Linked DNA regions of Homo sapiens: region 2 is linked to region 1. The links are chromatin contacts, found by Hi-C or POLR2A ChIA-PET in ENCODE. All regions are on one chromosome and are shown on one strand. Each heading gives the region's core, a stretch centred on a gene start or an enhancer-like site at or near the end of the contact. The rest is flanking DNA. Distances are from core to core; before and after follow the strand shown. Region 1 has its middle 62 kb from the start of LINC00963. Region 2 has its middle 24 kb from the start of PTGES.

Region 1 (3,412 bases), core at 342-2,841:
TGTGTGTGTCCTTGTGGAAGTCATGCTTTGGACCTTTGCCTTTGGCTCCCTGTTTGTTCCTGGAGTGCCATGATACACCCACCAGCCCTGGCCCAAATCCCCCTGCCTCCTGGACACTTAGCTCAGGCGTCTCAGCTGAGGCTCCCTCTCTATTTATGCACTGGGCTCCAGTATTTGCAGGCTTCTTTTAGAGCCTTAATAGTAAACTTTCCCAACTGGGGCTCACACCCATGGTTGTGCTTGAATGATAGTGGTCTGACATGAGGGGGTTAGAAAACTCGGTTATTCTCTGATGATGCCTGCAGGGCTGCTGGGGAGTCTGTCTGCTCAAAGGCATCGATTCTAAGGACTCCAAATGGACCCTCGGTTCTTGTCCAGTCTCTGTCCTCGTACTTCCTTCCATGCTGGAAGCTTACTAAAAGGGACCGTGTATGCCAAGAGCTACTGGTGTTATCTCCTTAAACCCTCCCAACCTAGCCCCATGAGGTGGCGCCGACTGACAATTCTATTCCCATTTGACAGCTGGGCCAGCTGAGGTTCCAAGTATAATTTGCCCAAGGACACACCCAGCCAGGAAGTGGAAGGGCGGAATTTAAACCCAAAGCTACTGACTGGACTCCAGAGTTCAGCTTTTACCCTCCTCCCTGGGCAGCCTCCACTCTGCCTGCCAGGGCCTGAGTTCTCAGAGGGCAGGGGCTGTTTCCGGCTCAGCCCAGGTGCCGTCCAGGGCCCAGTGCAAGGCCCAGGACCTGGCTGGTATCTAGGTGGCACCGAATGCATTCAGTCTACTGACAGAAGCAATACAATGTGTGTGCGTGACAGAGAGGCTGTCAGACACACAGGAACAGAGGGAGAGGAGAGAGAGAAAGAGAAAGAAAAATAGGAGGAGGCTCACGGGGTAGGCCGGTGTCTGGTCCAGAGCCCCTCAACCCACAGCCCAACCAGAGAGGAGGACCCCCGGTGCTGGAGAGTGGGACACCCGAGCCTACCCGCGGTGCTGGGCCCTACTCAAGGCTGTAAACCAGAATGTAGAGGTGGTAATAGGGAGCCGCAGATGGTCCGGGAGCAGGGGAGTGACGCAGTGCGGTGCCCACACCACCTGATTGGGTGCAGAAGACACCAGCCCAATCCCACGAGAGCTGGGCGGACCCGGCGGACCGCGAGGGAAGGAGGGGGTGGGCGCAAGTGGCAGCCCTCCTGCCCGTGTCAGAGCCCACGCGACCGCTCCAGGCGGGCTCGTTCTCGGGGGAGAGGGGACGGCCAGCGGGAGCGGCCGGACTCTGGGATTTGGGGAGGCCGTGGGGGAACGGTTCACTGGCCTTCTGGGGCGGAAAGCGGGCGAGGCGACCCCCAAGAGAGCCCCGGCCGGGACGCGCGGACCCCAGAAGCTCGGGCGGGGGCGCCCCTCGGAGGAATGTTTCCGGGGCCCGGACCGCGCCGCCGCCGCAGCCTTTCCTCCCTCTCCCCGCCCGGCTCGCCGGCCGCCCTCGCGCCCCCTCCAGGGCCCCCTATCTTCCCCCACCCGAACCCCACATCACTGCCCTCCGGGCCGGCTGCGCCCAGGCACTTGGTGCAGATGTAACCTCTCCGCGGGCCCCGCCTCCGCCGGGAAGCCGCGCGCGGTTGCCAGGAACGCGGCAGGCGATCGGAGCTGGACGGCGGCCCGGGCATCTCGGCACTGGCGGCGCTCGGCCCTCCTGGGCGGCCCTGGCCCGGCCCTCTCCCCACTGGCGCCGCTGCGCTTGCTCCGATTCCCTCCGCGGGGCTGAGCCTCTCCACCGCGCCCCTACCCTCCGATTCCGGTCTCTTCCGCTGCCTCGGATTCTTTCCCTCCTGTGTTCCCGCTCCTCCCCGATCACCTCCTACTCGCCCCCTTTCCTTCTGGAGCAGAGAGTACAAGAAAAGGGGTTCATCCACCCCACTCTTCGCCAGCCCGCTGTGGGGTGGTTGGGGTCCCCATGTCCCCCTTGGTAACACCTTCCCCACCGTCTCCCCAGGATCTCAGGAGCCCCCTCTCCCTCAGACAAACAGATCTTAAGCTGGGCTTTGTGGATGACCTTGGGTGGGGGGTGTCCCTGAAATTCTGTGTCACATTTGGGGTGCATTTGTCTGGAGAGAATCCAAACATTTCATCGGTTTCTCAAAGACACCAGTGGTTAAGAAAGGTTAAAAAAAAAAGCAGTCCCAGGTCGGGCGCGGTGGCTCACGCCTGTAATCCCAGCACTTTGGGAGGCCGAGGCAGGCAGATCACTTGAGGTCAGGAGTTCAAGACAAGCCTGGCCAACATGGCAAAACGCCGTCTCTACTAAAATACAAAAATTAGCTGGATGTAGTGATGCGCACCTGTAATGCCAGCTACTCCGGGAGGCTGAGGCATAAGAATCACTGCAGCCTGGGAGACCGAGGTTGCAGTGAGCTGAGATCTCACCACTGCACTCCAGCCTGGGCGTCAGGGGGAAACTGTGTCTAAAAAAATGAAAACAGGCCAGGTGCTGTGCGTGGCTCACAACTCTAATCCCAGCACTTTGGGAGGCCAAGGCAGGCGGATCACTTGAGGTCAGGAGTTCAAGACCAGCCTAGCCAACATGGTGAAACTCCGTCTCTACTAAAAATACAAAAATTAGCTGCACGTGGTGGTGCATGCCTGTAATCCCAGCTACTTGGTAGGCTGAGGCAGGAGAATCCCTTGAACCTGGGAGAAGGTTACAGTGAGCTGAGATCAAGCCACTGCATTCCAGCCTGGACGACAGAGCAAGACTGTGTTTCAAACAAACAAACAAACAGAACACCACAGCCCCAGTGATGCCTCCCATGCACCTTACTAATCTATGCAGCACTTATTTATTGAAGACCTACTATGCTCCAAGTGCATTCTAAGCCCTAGGGCTGCAGCTAGGAACTCTAGACAAGGACCTCACAGGAGACAAAGGGGTCATGACAGGTGCTCTGGGGCTGGGAAGGAACTGGGGAGAGGCATGAAAAGGAATGACAGGTGGGCTTCACCCAGGGCTGAGGTGTGGGGTGTCTCTGAGGACTTCACAGGGGCACTGGCACCTACCTGGCCTGCCCCCAGCCTCCCCACTTCCAGAACTTACCTTAGGAGTGCAGCCCTTGCCCACTCTGTTCCCACAGCTATGGTAAATAGGACTCAAAACATACTTGGGCCGGGGGGGTGGAGGTCCCCAACTCTACCCCACCCTCTGCTCTCAGTGAGCTGAGATCGAGCCACTGCACTCCAGCCTGGAGTAGGTAGAGCCCAGAGTGGCCCAAAGGTCTGTTATATGGAGACAGGCTCCAATTTTGAGTCTGTGTTTGTTTTATCGTTAAGAACAACAGCTAGCATGTATTGAGCACTTTCTATGCAGCAAGCACTGCAGTAAGCATTTTTTGTGCCTTTATTCACCACTTGAGC
Region 2 (3,543 bases), core at 421-2,920, 230 kb after region 1:
CTGTGGGTGTGTTGTCACTGTGAAGCACATTGCAGCAGCAGCTGAGAGGAGAGACCAACCAGCACCCTGGGGAGGGGGCTGCATGCAGAGGTTGGGAAGTCACACTTTGGCTTCAAGCCAAGCAGAAGATCTGGCCCAAGAAAACAGGCTCATACCTCCTGGACAGGGTGGCCAAGAGACAGAGCTTCAGCTCAGGCTGGGACGCCAGTTGGGCAATAAAATTAATGACAATAATTATTATTATATAACAATGTTGATGACATTACTGGCCAACTTTACCTGCCAGACACTATGCTTGGTGCTTTATGTAGATCAGTTCATTGCCCTCATGTAGCAATCCTAGGAGGTGGGTCTATTATTATCTCTATTTTATTTTATTTTATTTTATATTTTTTAGAGGCAGAGTCTTGCTCTGTCACCCAGGCTGGAGTGCAATGGTGTGATCTTGGCTCACTGCAACCTCTGGCTCCCAGTCTCAAGCAATTCTCCTGCCTCAGCCTCCCGAGTAGCTGGGACTTCAGGTGCGTGCCACCACACCTGGCTAATTTTTTTTGTATTTTTTAGTAGAGACAGGGTTTCACCATGTTTGCCAGGCTGGTTTTGAACTCCTGACCTCAGGTGATCCACCTGCCTTGGCCTCCCAAAGTGCTGGGATTACAGGCATGAGCTACCTCGCCCGGCCTAATATCCCCATTTTAGAGATGAGAAAATTGAGGTTCAGAGGAGTGACATGACTTAACCAATGTCTGTGCTAAACTACAGTAAGATAGATAGATAGATAGATAGATAGATAGATAGATAGATAGATAGATAGATAGATAGATACCTATGTCTAACTACCTACCTACCTACCTATTGACCTATCTACCTACCTACCAACCTGCCTATCTCTCTATCTATGTGATATATATGAAAAAGACTCTTCAGAGAACTGACTCTGCTGATGCCCAGAATAGGGTGCGGGAGACTCATCAAGCTGATCTCCCATGCTGGGCCCAGCTGGATGTTCTGACTTTACCCAGAGTATCCAGATTTCAATTAACTATCTCGGAACCACAGTAAAGGAGCGTGTGCGCTATAGTTGATTGCTCAGCCCGAGCACAGGGCTGGGTAATCTTACTCCCAGAGGGTTCTGAGGTTGGAGCCTGGAATGGACCAGCTCTCTCCCTTGCCATTCAGCCCCACCCCCACCCCTGGAGCCAGGGACTCAAGCAGCCCAGCTTGACAGTCCTGGGAGGCCTGACCCCCGGCTGGGATCTCGTCATCAGCAATGCACCCAGGCTCTGGGGACAGCATGGTCTAGGGCCTCTGAATTGGCCATTATCCTAGCGGGAAGAAATGCTTCTCCCTCCAGGCTGAAAGCTGTCTTTGCTCCCAGTGATCACTTGCTCCCCAGCTCTGCACAGATTGACCCGCACACCTAGGCAGGCAAACACAGCAGTCCTAAGACCAAGAGCCAGGGTGAGGCCCTGGCAGAACAGCCATTGGAATGGGATGCCGGAGTGTCCCCAGATGGCGCCCGGGGGTGGGGTGGACCTCTTGCCACAGCAGAGTCTCCAACTGGAGCCTGGGGTTCACCCAAGACAGCCGTGGCCCTCCCTCTCACCACTTACCCCGTCCCCAGGCGCCTCTGCCTGAGCTCATCAGGCAATGACCGCAGTGACGTCACCCGGGAGGCCACGGCCAGCTTGAAATCCAGGGAGCTCCAGGATCCTGCCTGCTCCTCCCTCTCTCTCTAGCATGACTCAGGCAGGGACTGGCCCTGGGCTGCGGAAAGGCTCTCCACTTTTACACAATTGCTTTCCTCACTCAAACCACAGGCCCTGTGGGGGCCCCCTCCTCTGTCTCTCAACCCTCTGCGGTTAGGGTTCAGATGCTGGGCAGATGAAGACCCTGTTTGCTGCGAGAAGCCAAGACCAAGCCTCAGGAAATTGCCACAGTGAAGGGAAGCTTCCTCCGGAGACACCCTCTGCCTTGCACTACTGGGTCCCGTCAGAGCTTCTTCATCCTCCCTCCTCCCTCCTCCTCTTCCCATCTCCTCCTCCCCTTTCCTCTTCTCTAACCAAGAAAGTGACTTGATAACTAAATTCAACTTGTTAGTGACAGGACCTATGATTTTTCCAAAGGGTTGCTATATTTCTGAAAAACAAAGTCTGGTAGTAGAACATGTGTTCATTCATTCATTCATTCACGGAGGCGTGGAAGAGCAGTTAAAATCACGGTCAGACACCCTGTGGGTGTGTCCCAGCTCCTCTGCCATTCGCCACCTTTGCAACCATGGCCCAGTGACTTCCAGTCACTCCCCCATCCCCTCATGTGGGCTATGTTCTGGCTTGTTAAGATGAGGCTTGCTGGGGGCTCCCGGCAGTTAGGACCCGCCCAGGGCAAGGTGATGATTAGGAGAAAGGCTGAGGCTGGGCGAGGTGGCTCACGCCTGTAATCCCAGCACTTTCGGAGGCCTAGGCGGGAGGATCACATGAGGTCAGAGGTTCGAGACCAGCTTGGCCAACATGGTGAAACCCCATCTGTACTAAAAATACAAAAAATTAGCTGGGCGTGGTGGCCGGCACCTGCAATCCCAGCTACTCGGGAGGCTGAGGCAGGAGAATCGCTTGAACCTGGGAGGCGGAGGTTGCAGTGAGCTGAGATCGTGCCACTGCCCTCCAGCCTGGGTGACAGAGCAAGAATCTGTCTCAAAAAAAAAAAAAAGAAAAGAAAAGAAAAAAGAAAGAGGATGTCTCCAAAGGAGATGGGAGGGTTCTAGAAACCCAAATAGTAGAGTAGTAGAGACAGGCCCCAGGGGTGGAGAGGCCCAGGAAGGCAGATTTCTCCTTAATCACAAGGAAAGAAAGAACATTTTCTAGCAACAGAGAGGCTCTGGGGACATGGGATGCACAGCCTCAGGCCCACCTATCACTGAACATGTTCCAGCGTCCTGCAGAGGAGGGAGGCAGGCCTTGGAAAGTTCAGATTCCCCAAAGAGGAATGCATGGAAGCTTCTTTCCCTGCTGTCTACCTTAGTCAGCTCAGGCTGCCATAATAAAATGCCATTGCCAGGTGTGATGACTCACACCTGTAATCTCAGCACTTTGGAAGCCTGAGGCAGAAGGATCACTTGAACCCAGGAGTTCAGGACCAGCCTGGACAACATAGCAAGACCCCATCTCTAAAAAAAAAAAAAAAATAGCTAAGCGTGGTGGCATGCACCTGTAGTCCCAGCCACTTGGGATGCTGAAGCAGGAGGATGCCCTGAGCCCAGCCGTTTGAGGCTGCAGGGAGCCATGATGGTACCACTGCACTCCAGCCCAGGTGACAAAACAAGACCTTGGCTCTAAAATAAATAAATAAATAAATAAAATGCCACAGATTGGGTGCTTAAACAACAGGAATTTATTTCTTATGTTTGTGGAGACTGGGAAGTCCAAGATCCAGGTGCCTTCTCACTGTGTCCTTACATGGTGAGAGAGAGTAGAAGGAAGTTCCCTGGTGTCTCTTTTTATAAGGGTACTGATCCAATCTTGAGGGCCCCACCCTCATGACCTT

What was found. Hi-C counts contacts between places; a loop is a spot of excess contacts on that map. ChIA-PET counts read pairs that join two places held with the same protein, here RNA polymerase II (POLR2A).
Region 2: a loop to region 1 is called in a map of endothelial cell of hepatic sinusoid, with 3 times the contacts of the local background. The contact joins two enhancer-like sites. A Hi-C loop is called at or near these places in 1 of 168 maps with a recorded cell type or tissue (endothelial cell of hepatic sinusoid). POLR2A ChIA-PET finds 5 or more read pairs at or near these places in 1 of 52 experiments (activated B cell).

What each region holds. Positions count from the first base shown.
Region 1 is chr9:129,548,745-129,552,156 of GRCh38, forward strand. No RefSeq gene overlaps it. Among named protein-coding and RNA genes, the nearest start is that of LINC00963, 62 kb to the left of the region's middle. Within about 2 kb of position 1,592, at least 26 of the 41 ENCODE cell types and tissues checked have a DNase peak (open chromatin) inside an H3K27ac peak, as active enhancers do.
Region 2 is chr9:129,775,606-129,779,148 of GRCh38, forward strand. No RefSeq gene overlaps it. Among named protein-coding and RNA genes, the nearest start is that of PTGES, 24 kb to the left of the region's middle. RefSeq lists enhancers at 1-27, 1,419-1,934, 1,565-1,859. Within about 2 kb of position 1,671, at least 18 of the 41 ENCODE cell types and tissues checked have a DNase peak (open chromatin) inside an H3K27ac peak, as active enhancers do.